Regions from separate parts of the Homo sapiens genome. Here region 2 is linked to region 1. Evidence: chromatin contacts called from ENCODE Hi-C or POLR2A ChIA-PET data. All regions are on one chromosome and are shown on one strand. The core of a region is the stretch at or near the end of the contact, and the rest is flanking DNA. Distances in the headings are between cores, read along the strand shown.

What was found. Hi-C counts contacts between places; a loop is a spot of excess contacts on that map. ChIA-PET counts read pairs that join two places held with the same protein, here RNA polymerase II (POLR2A).
Region 2: a map of sciatic nerve shows a loop between it and region 1 (24-fold over the local background). The contact joins two enhancer-like sites. A Hi-C loop is called at or near these places in 1 of 168 maps with a recorded cell type or tissue (sciatic nerve). POLR2A ChIA-PET finds 5 or more read pairs at or near these places in 1 of 52 experiments (BJ).

Annotation. Positions count from the first base shown.
Region 1 is chr17:45,411,917-45,417,253 of GRCh38, forward strand. All of the region lies in intron 4 of ARHGAP27 (Rho GTPase activating protein 27), which reads right to left. Among named protein-coding and RNA genes, the nearest start is that of ARHGAP27, 18 kb to the right of the region's middle. RefSeq lists an enhancer at 1-210 and a silencer at 53-240. Within about 2 kb of position 3,260, at least 4 of the 41 ENCODE cell types and tissues checked have a DNase peak (open chromatin) inside an H3K27ac peak, as active enhancers do.
Region 2 is chr17:47,896,666-47,902,316 of GRCh38, forward strand. All of the region lies in intron 1 of SP2 (Sp2 transcription factor), which reads left to right. SP2-AS1 (SP2 antisense RNA 1) reads right to left here. Exons shown (of 3, transcript NR_103857.1): 3 at 1,721-2,638. Among named protein-coding and RNA genes, the nearest start is that of SP2, 3.3 kb to the left of the region's middle. RefSeq lists a silencer at 1-70 and enhancers at 3,419-3,923, 4,428-4,931, 5,436-5,651. Within about 2 kb of position 3,861, at least 3 of the 41 ENCODE cell types and tissues checked have a DNase peak (open chromatin) inside an H3K27ac peak, as active enhancers do.

The DNA.
Region 1 (5,337 bases), core at 2,010-4,509:
CTCTGAGCCACCAGGGAGGAGCTGGGTGGAGAGGGGAGAGAAGAGGACAGGTGTGGAACTCAGGCCCTCAGCATTGCCCTGCAGGTAGCATGGGGGGCAGGGACTCCCTATGGCAGAGCCAGGAGTGTCAGTGTCAGGGCTGGGACTGCAGAATGGGCAGCCAGCAACTCACCTGGCATCTCACCTGCTTCTCTTCCCCAGTAGGAAGCTGGGCCCCCATGATGGGGGTCTCCCAGGGGGCTCCAGCCCCAAACTATAGGGAGTGAACAAACTCACACAGTTCCTGCCTGCTCTTGGCCACAGAAGTTGGCTCTCAGGCCCTGTCTCGGATTCCCTCCCCCCAGTGAGAGGAGGTGATGACCACAGTGGCTCCCCAGAGGGGTCCACCTCCCTCCACCACACCCTCATGCCTCTGAGAGGCACAAGGGGGAGGGTCAGGAGAGGTTCTAGAACAAACCAGCTGCACAACACCCCTCCTTTCCCCACTCTGACCTCACTCTTCCCTCCCAAACCCTCATAGGAAGTGCTGGGGCAGGAGCAGGTGCACTAGGAAGACCCAGTCCTCTGGGGCTAGAGGCAAAATGAACGCCTCCAAACCAGGACTTGGCCCAGGAACTGGCTCAGGGGCTGGCGAGGGGACATGGTGTCCTTTGTTGACTCAGTGAGTCTGCTCTGTGCCACCCAAGCCAGGTGGAGGGAGAGCCAGAAGGAATGGTGATCTTTGCCTCAAGGAGCTCAGTCATGTCCACACGACAGGTCCCTCCCCCAAACACATGTTCTCCAGGACAGAAACTGGGTCTCCCTTTAACCATCCCGGCCTGGCCCAGAGCTACATGTCCAGGGGCAGGATCGGAGGAGCTGGGGGTGACCCCACAGGATCCTGGGCCTCAGGCCTCAGTAGGCTTTGGGGAACTGTGCCTAGCTCAGCCCTCTGAGATTCTGATGGAAGTGGTTTGGGCCGGGACCTGGGGAAAGTGTTTAATTTTAAGCCTCCTTGGGTGATTTGACTGTGCCTCCCAGGTGTGGCACCACGGCTCAGTATAATCTTTTTTTTTTTTTTTTTTTTTTTTTTTTTTTTTTTTTAATGGAGTCTCACTCTGTCACCCAGGCTGGGGTGCAGTGGCTCGATCTCAGCTCACTGCAACCTCTGCCTCCCAGGCTCAAGTGATTCTCCTGCCTCAGCTTCCTGAGTAGCTAGGATTACAGGTGCCTGCCACCATGCCCAGCTAATTTTTGTACTTTTAGTAGAGATGGGGTTTCATCGTGTTGGCCAGGCTGGTCTCAAACTCCTCACCTCAAGTGATCCGCCGCCTTGGTCTCCCAAAATGCTGGGATTACAGGCATGAGCAGCCCGGCTGACTCAGTGTAATCTTATTGCATGGATGTGGGGTGAGATTCCAAATGTAACGGTTTCAGGTGAGACCCTTTTCTTGGGCTTGGGGCAGAAGCTTCCATTGATTCAGAGGGAAAAAGAGTGGAGCCGGAGACCAGAGACTTGGACTCTTGTCTAGACTCTACTTCAGCTTCTCGCTGAGCAGCTGCTTGAATTTCTGGGCCTCAGTTTCTTCATGTGTAGAACAGAGCTGTCAACCCTACTCCGTCACAGGGCTGGTTCTATGAAAGAACTGAGCGGGCCTTGGGTTCCCACACCCATGGGGATTGGGGGAAAGCAGGCCTGCACTTCTGCTTTTCTGACTTCGGGTTTCGATTGGGTGCCCTCGGCTCTGGACTCTGTCCCCAGCCTCTGGGTGACCTCATGGGGCTGCTTGCCTGGCCTGCTCCTCCAGGGCGGGGTGGGAGCTGGGGTGGGGCATCCTCAGGGCTCACAACGCTTGTGCTCTAAGTAAGGCTGGCAGACACCCAGCAGGGCTGCTGGGGCCAGGAGGGATCAGAAATGGTCCATGAGGGGCTGGGTGCGGTGGCTCAGGCCTGTAATCCCAGCACTTTGGAAGGCCGAGGCAGGAGGATCACTTGAGGTCAGGAGTTTCAGACCAGCCTGGCCAACATAGCGAAACCTTGTCTCTACTAAAAATACAAAAATTAGCTGGGCGTGGTGGCGTGCGCCTGTAATTCCAGCTACTCGGGAGGCTGAGGCAAGAGAATTGCCTGAACCTGGGAGGCAGAGGTTACAGTGAACCAAGATCGCACCATTGCACTCCAGCCTGGGTGACAGAGCGAGACTCCATCTCAAAAAAAAAAAAAGAAATGGTCCATGAGGGAACCTCCCAGCCAGCGAAGGCTGTAGGGATGAGCCAGACTAGGGAGGTGGGAAAATGAGACCAAGGAATGATCACCTTCTGCCCTCCCCCTCAAACGTATCTGTGTTTGCACCCACCATTCCTTCCCCCTCCCCCAGTGGAAGGCACAGGGGCCTGCCGTCCAAGCCAACCTCCTCAGCCCGGTCCTGAAGGACCCCATAGCCTCCCGCTTGCTCGGAAGTGGCCTCACCTCAAATTTCCAACCCTTCCTTTCTGACTACCTTTGTCCCTTTCTCATTTCAACAAACTCAAGGCCTCTCCATGTTGGTTTTTTTTTTTTTTAGACAGCGTCTTGCTCTGTCACCCAGGCTGGAGGGCAGTGGCACGATCATGGTTCACTGCAGCTTTGACTTCTTGGACTCAAGCAATCCTTCTGCCTCAGCCTCCCAGGTAGCTGGCTAGCTGGCAGTACAGGCCCACACCACCACGCCCGGCTAATTTTTTTTTTTTTTTTTTTAGAGACAGGGTCTGACTATGTTGTCCAGGCTGGTCTTGATCTCCTGAGCTCAAGAAATCCTCCCACCTCAGCCTCCCAAAGTGCTGGGATTACAGGCCTGAGCCACTGCACCCAATTGGTCTCTCCATCTTAAAAAGAAAATGTTGACTGGGCACAGTGGCTCACGCCTGAAATCCCAGCACTTTGGAGGCTGAGCAGGTGGATCGCTTGAGGTCAGGAGTTCAAGACCAGCTGGCCAACATGGTGAAACCCCATCTCTACTAAAAATACCAAAAAAAAAAAAAAAAAAAAAATAGGCGTGGTGGCAGTTGCCTGTAGTCCCAGCTGCTTGGGAGGCTGAAGCAGGAGAACCACTTGAACCCCAGAGGTTGCAGTGAGTAGAGATCACACCATTGCTCTCTAGCCTGGGTGACAGAGAGAGAGTCCATCTCAAAAAAAAAAAAAAAAAAAAAGTTTTGTTCCCTGGACCCAGCTCTGCATCTCCTTTTAACAACTAATTCCTTTTTCCCTTCCTCCTTTTTGAGCCAACTTCTCTGTTCCCTCACTTAGACAATCAGCCCACTGCTTAGAGGCCTTCTACCACTTCCTTGATGATAGATCTGGTCCTCCTCTGGCCTGACTTCTCTCCAGTGTTTGCTCTTTAAAATCCTCTCCTTCTTGGGCTTCCTCAGGCCAGGCCTCCTAGTTTTCCTTCTTTTTCTTTGCTACTGCTCAGCAATTGGGCCCCAGGCTCCACCTCCTCTGCCACGGCCTCATGCTTGGTGTCTCACCTGGCTTCTCACTCCACCGCCTTGGGAGAGCCCAGCCCCACCGGCTGTAGATCAACAACTCGCAGCACAGTCTCCAGGCTCACATAGCCCATTGCCATCTGGATGTCCTTTGTACATGTCGAAAACCGTGTGCCCCAAATCAAATTTGTCCTCTCCCTCCTCCTTCCCCGATCTTAGCATCTGAGTGACATCTACCTCTGTCACTCAAGGTAGAATCATCCTTGCCTCCTGCTGGCTTTGCCTCATCTGACACTGAGCCCCATTGATCCGACCAGCCTAAGCCTTGCAGACCTGCCTACCAGTTCTCAGGTAACACCAAGGTTAGAGGAAGACGGAAACACTGCTGCAAGGAAGCAAATAGACACCTTGCAGGCAGGGCAATGAGTCAATGTCCAGGCAGAAAGAAAGGGTAGGGCTCTTCAAGGGAGATTGAAGAGACAGCCAGATACAAGGCATGGACTTGGACGGGATCCTGAACCAAACAAACCAGCTGTGAGAGAGATGTTTTAGGATAAGGCAGAAATCTGACGATGGCTTAGGTCATAGATGACACTAAGGAATTATTGTTAATTTTCTCAGATATAATAATGGTAGGGTGTTTACTTTTCAGAGATGCATGCTGAAGTTTTTGTTTTTTTTTTTTGTTTGTTTTTTGTTTTTTTGAGACGGAGTCTGGCTCTGTCGCCCAGGCTGGAGTGCAGTGGCATGATCTCGGCTCACTGCAGGCTCCGCCTCCCGGGTTCACGCCATTCTCCTGCCTCAGCTTCCCGAGTAGCTGGGACTACAGGCGCACGCCACCAGGCCCAGCTAATTTTTTTGTATTTTTTTTTTTTTAGTAGAGACGGGGTTTCACCGTGTTAGCCAGGATGGTCTCAATCTCCTGACCTCGTGATCCGCCCACCTCAGCCTCCCAAAGTGCTGGGATTACAGGCGTGAGCCACCGCGCCCAGCCTCATGCTGAAGTTTTTAGGGGTGAAATATGATGTCTAGAATTTATAATTCATCAGCAATAAATAAATAAAAATAAACACGGCAAATATTGTTTTTTCTCTTTTCTCTCTCTCTCTTTTTTTTTTTTCTAGTAGAGCAGCCAGCAAGGAGTTGGCTCCTTGCTATTGTTAAATCTAGGCAATAAGTAACTGTATTCTTTTTTTAATTTTTTTTTGAGATGGAGTCTAGCTCTGTCGCCCAGGCTGGAGTACAGTGGCGCAATCTTGACTCACTGCAACCTCTGCCTCCCAGGTTCAAGCAATTCTCTGCCTCTGCCTCCAGAGTAGCTGGGATCACAGGCGCCCACCACCACACTCAGCTAATTTTTTGTATTTTTAGTAGAGACAGGGTTTCACAATCTTGGCCAGGCTGGTCTCAAACTCCTGACCTTGTGATTCACCCGCCTCAGCCTCTCAAAGTCCTGGGATTACAGGCGTGAGCCACCGCGCCCGGCCTGTATTCATTTCTTAAAAATATTATTGGCCGGGCGCGGTGGCTCATGCCTGTAATCCCAGTATTTTGGGAGGCTGGGGCAGGCGGATCACCTGAGGTCGAGAGTTTGAGACCAGCCTGACCAACATGGAGAAACCCCGTCTCTACTAAAAATACAAGAAAATTAGCTGGGCATGGTGGCCCATGCTTGTAATCCCAGCTACTTGGGAGGCTGAGGCAGAGAATCACTTGAACCCAGGAGGCGGAGGTTGTGGTGAGCCGAGATCGAGCCATTGCACTCCAGCCTAGGCAACAAAAGCTAAACTCTGTCTCAAAAAAAAAAACAAAAATTATTTTTGGCTGGGCGTGGTGGCTTATGCCTGTAATCCCAGCACTTTGGGAGGCCGAGGCAGGCAGATCACCTGAGGTC
Region 2 (5,651 bases), core at 2,611-5,110, 2.5 Mb after region 1:
TCTGAGGAGGCAGCCAACAGCCCTTGTGTTCGCCCCGTGTCTGAGAGGCCTTCCTGCACTCTTAACTGTAGATGCCCACCAGCGATTCAGGGCTCCCCGGAGAACAGAGAGGGGCGAGGGAACGCTTGAGACCCGGACGCTGCCAACCAGATGGGCACTGCTCGGCATCGACGACAGCCCGGTTACTGATATATCCCCAGTCGGGCGATGGTGTCAGGACACGAGAGCACTCCCTGGGCAGATGACCTCTCACCGGGGAGTGGGCAAAAACCTTCCTTTAATGTTTTTACTTGGATCCTTGATCTTCCAGCTAGATATCTGCAAGCTCTTAGCAGAATTGTGAGAAGTTTGAGAACTTCTTGCCAGAGCTCCCAGCCTGTTACTTGACGCCCCGTAGGGGAGACTACTGCAGTCCCAAAGCTCAGGCGCAAACAATCTTAAGGAATTACAGAAGAAATAAAACAAAATAGATACTCGCTCTCTTCCTGTACCCACCTCCATCCCCATTGCTGACTTACGGTTTTCAGCCTCTTATCCATGCTTCTTATGTTTCCTTGCCAGCGGCTTTCTAATTTTAGTTCAGAAGGAACTATGTTTTCTCCTCTGGGCAACTGAGAAACCTGTCCTCACTGCATTCCTTGGTTTTGATTGCAATATCCTGTCATGTTTGTTTCTTAATTAACTTCATCCAAGGGGACTCAGTCTGGCCTTTCTCAGTGCATTCTCCCAAAGTTCTTTCTTCTTCTGAGGTTACTTCTTGTTCACTTATTGTTTCCTAGAGAAAGGTATGAGCCAGTAGATCTGCTTTAAACAATGAATTGGCCCAAGTTTCCCGTTTACAGATTTCATTACAGATGGACACTGTTTCAAGGTGCACTGGCATGCACTGTCTAAAACGGTTTCATGCTGTACCCCAGAAGGCATTCAGTTTCACAGTGGAGGGCTGTATTGAGTTGGTATTCTGGATGATACAATTTTTAGGGCTAGAAAGTTTAGAGTGTTGGCTGGCTCACAGGCTGCAAAGGAAATAATGGTGGAGTCCAGACCACAGCAGTAATTTCAATTACTAACACAAAGAAACCCATTGTCTGCAATAATGAATATAACTGCAGTGTCTTGTTTTGTTTTAAATTCTTGTGTGCGATGAAGGGGGCGAATCTATCAGACAACCTATCAATTGGGCTGATGATGTCAGTGTTCCAGTGGCTTCTAACAGGCGTTAATACCTGTTGGAAATGGATTATCATTGGCTGGGACGATTGGTAAGTTTTCTAATTCTAGTTCTTCCTCTTGGTTGTACAGAGGCTTAACCTCTTTGGTTAAAAGCAACTACAAGAAAAAAAGCGAGTCTGACATAATTATGAACCCCCCTGAGCTAGGCTGCTGAAGCCAGAAACTCTTTGCCAAGGAGACCCAAGTAGAGTTTGTTAATAATCGGATCCTCACCTGACTGCCCAACGGGGAGAACTGGCTCCGGGAGAAAGAGTTTGGCATCACTCTGGACAGCAGATAGACTGGCCACTTTTTTCTCTCAGATTCTATTAAAGTTTGGGCCTCTGGAGAGGCCTGTCAGAGAGGAGAAAAGAAATTATAAGATTTGGGCAAATGTCTGGGGTAAAGAAGCTTTATGGCATTTCAGCAAGTAGAGTGGTTGGTTCATTTGGATATTTTGGCCTTGAACTTCTTATTTCTTCTGGTGGTTAATACCAGCTTTTTGGAGAAGTTGAACAGTCCTTTGCTATAGGTCTGTGGCAGATCCCAAGTACTGTCAGCAAGTATAGTATTGCCCAACCAGGGCCCTTATGAAGACATTTTAAACTTGTTGCAGCCAACCAGTAGACCTTAGTATTGGCTTGGTTTCAGCCATCTTCTAAACCTTGCCCACTCATTTCTGTGATAGATATGTATAACATGTTTTTTTTCTAATACTTATTTTTTCACACACACCCCCCTTTTCTGTATACACAAAAATTGGAAACCCTGCTTCCAAACACTGAAAAACTTAGGATATTTTGGATCAGGTGGACAATGGCTATGGAATGAAAGATGCAGAGAAACACTGCTTTAAAGAGTATGTAGAGAGTTACAGAGTTTAGGGATGCAGTAGCGTGAACACTTCTGAGTTTACAAGATTTAACCTCATGGCCCCATCTTAAATCTTGCGGGCTGCAAACCTGGAGTAAAATCTGTTCAGGGAAGCTCATATGCTTTCTTACAAGTTCATTGGGTGATATGTCTGGAGTTTTCCCTTTTTGCAACTGACTTGGATTTGTCGGAATTTCTTCCCAGCACCTACAGGCTGAACTAAACCAGTATCCAGTACATTTCTGGGCTGATAAATGGACATCATTTTGGAATGCATTTGTTGCTTTTTTGCTTGTTTTTGCCTTGCTTTTGTTTTGGATATGCGTGCAACTCCTTGTATGACGTTGTCTAGACCTGTTGTAGGAGGAAAAAAAGTTCTTTCTCTTTATTTCTTCCCTTGTAGAGCCAACACTTAGATCTTTATGTTTCTGAAATGTAGTTGAGTGTCTTTTTAAAGATGCTCTTCCTCAATTATCAGCAGATCTTTTTTTGGCTAGCAGCATTCTCTTAGGAGACCTTGGGGTGGAGGAGGTCTCACTTTTCTGTCAGCAATCTATTGGAGCAAGGTGGAAAGATGAGTGAAGAGGGTAAAAATATGTGACATTTCTTTTTTTAAAATAATAGAGGCATAGTCTCTCTATGTCAGGCTGGTCTCAAAACTCCTGGCCTCAAGCAATCCTCCCACCTCAGCCTCCCAAAGTGCTGGGATTACAGGCATGAGCCACTGTGCCTAGCCAACATGGGACATTTCTAACTCGAGGGTATTGTCAGGCCATGTAGGAAAGGGAGCAGAGATTGCCCTTGAGGAGATGCTCCCAGGTGGCAGATTTGTCCTACTTGATAGATTCCAAAATGGAAAACGGATTTTTCTGCTGCCTCTGGGGACACTGAAAAAAGAACCTCCACATGAGTTCAGAGGCAGCACCGGCAGCTTAGGGGAAGTCATGGCTTCCACTGCGTGTCTAGGAAGCGCTCTTTCAGGATGCTCTGAGGCTGCCACTGGCACAGGGGAATACTGTGCTTCTCATCAGACTGGGCTGCGGGCTGATGTGCTCTTGGGAGATGAGCTCTGCTCAGGAGCAAGAGGTTGTGAAAGGGCTGATGTTTCTTAGGCTCCCCCAATGAGCAGCTCCAAGCAGTGCTGAGATGTCTAGGCCGTTTGTGTCACAGGACAAGCACACTTGCAGACCCAACTGTTGGAATCCTTCATTGGCATATCATTCCCATTGCTGCTGTTTGTCTCCACATCAGAATTGCTTGCTATACTTAGCCAGAAGCCCTGCCACATTGCAGTGCAGAGGCTTAGCTTTCTTGTTTTTGTTGCTGAGTGCTCTGAGATACCAGTTTGTCCCTTTGTGGTGATTTAGGCAGTTAGGTGGCCTTTGATCTCATTCACAGAGTAAAAATGGCTCAGGAGGAGCCAGCAGACACTAGCGTACACATTTCCAAATGTCATCTTTCTAGAGCCTTCTCTTTGGGGTTGTCACCTCTCCTATAGAATTTGGTAGAATCACAAAGTGGTCTCCAAGAGAGTGTGAATAGGAAGTAAGAGTGAGCAGGCAGGCCATGTAATTGGAAGTGGAATATCTCTGCTCTCAATTGATAATTAGGAATCTTCTTAGATCAGCCTAGAAGAAAACAGACCAAGACATTTCCCAGCCTCCAAAAAAGTAAATGGTAAGCCAGCCCTGTCTTCTCAGGGGAAATGAAATCACCACTCATTTCAGAAGCTGATTCTGGCCTGGGGCCGGGCTGGGTGATCACGCCTGTAATCCCAGCACTTTGGGAGGCTGAGGCAGGCAGATCACTTAAGGTCAGGAGTTCGAGACCAGCCTGGCTAACATGGCAAAACCCCATCTCTACTAAAAATACAAAAATTAGCCATGTGTGGTGGCACACGCCTGTAGTCCCAGCTACTGCAGAGGCTGAGGCACGGGAATCACTTGAACCCAGGAGGCGGAGATTGCAGTGAGCCGAGAGCGCACCACTGCACCCCAGCCTGGGTAACAGAGCAAGACTCCATCTCAAACAAAAACAAAACACTGATCATGGCCCAGGATAAATGTGGGGAGTGACTCACAAATAAATGTGCCAAAGCACATAAAGAGATTCTTTAGGGGAAAAAGTATATCTTGCTTCTTTTTTTTCTCCTGTTCTCTAAAATTCTGAGGCCCAGTATTCTTTGACAAAAAAACTTGATGCTGTTTCTTGGGCCTGCTTTGATCAGGTTCTCTTCACCCTATGCTGCCCCCACCCCCACACACTTCCAGAGTCCCTTCCAGTACAATGGGATGTGACGCAGTCAGGATGCAAACTAGCAAATGACAGTCACGTTTTGGAAAGAAGAATTAAGGGTGGAGACAGATAGGCGGTATTCAAATTCAAGTGCCTTCGTTATCTTTTTTTTTTTTTTCTTGAGACGGAGTCTCGCTCTGTCACCAGGCTGAAGTGCAATGGCGCAATCTTGGCTCACTGCAACCTCTGCCTCCCGGGTTCAAGCGATTCTCCTGTCTCAGCCTCCAGAGTAGCTGGGACTACAGGCACGTGCCACCACACCCAGCTAATTTTGTATTTTTAGAAGAGACGGGGTTTCACTGTGTTGGCCAGGATGGTCTCCAACTCTTGACCTCGTGATCCATCCGCCTCAGCCTCCCAAAGTGCTAGGATTACAGGCGTGAGCCACCGTGCCTGGCTTTGTTTTTTTTGTTTTTTGTTTTGGTTTTTTTTGAGACAGAGTCTCGCTCTGTCACCAGGCTGGAGTGCAGTGGTGCTATCCCGGCTCTGCCAATGCATGTCAATGGAGAGAAGCATTAATAATGCATATCAGTTGAGAGAAGCATTGAAATGCAGTAGTACCTGGTGTGTGGTGATGAGAGGCGTGCGCTTTGAAGTTTTTGGCCAGGAGCAGGACTGGACTGCACTGGCCCACATGTGAGGTGACTGGTGGGGTTGAGGGTTCCACCAGGGTCTGGGTCAGCTAAACCCAGCTGTGGAGTGGATCCTGACCTAGTGCCAGGATATGCAAATCTGCAGCTTTTCTCCTTTGGTTCCTAAACTCGCTTTAGGCCCTCCTGCTCTAAAGCCTCCAGGATTTATTCATTCACTTATTCAACAAATATAGATTATTAAGCACCTACCATGTGCCAGGGACTGGGATACATCAGTGAGTAAGGCAGAGAAGTCCCTGCCTTTAGGAAGCTTACATCTTAGTGGGAGACAATTAATAACTAATAGATATTTGTTAGACAGTGAGAAGTGCTAAGGAGGCAAAATGAGGATAAGGTAAAAAAAGGGGGGTGGCAATTTACATAGGGTGATCAGGGAAGGTCTCAATGATAAGGTGACATCCGAGTAAAACCCTGAAGGAGTGGGGAGGAGATTGAGCCTTTTTCTATCTGGGGTGAGGGGAGGAGGGTGAGAACTCAGCAGAGAGAAGAGCAATGCAAAGACCCTCAGCAGGGGCCATACTTGGTATGTTCAGGAACAGCAGGGAGCCAGCATGGCTAAAGCAGTGAGAGAGGGAGAGTGACAGGGCAGGTGAAAGAGGTTAGGTCACACAGGGGCCT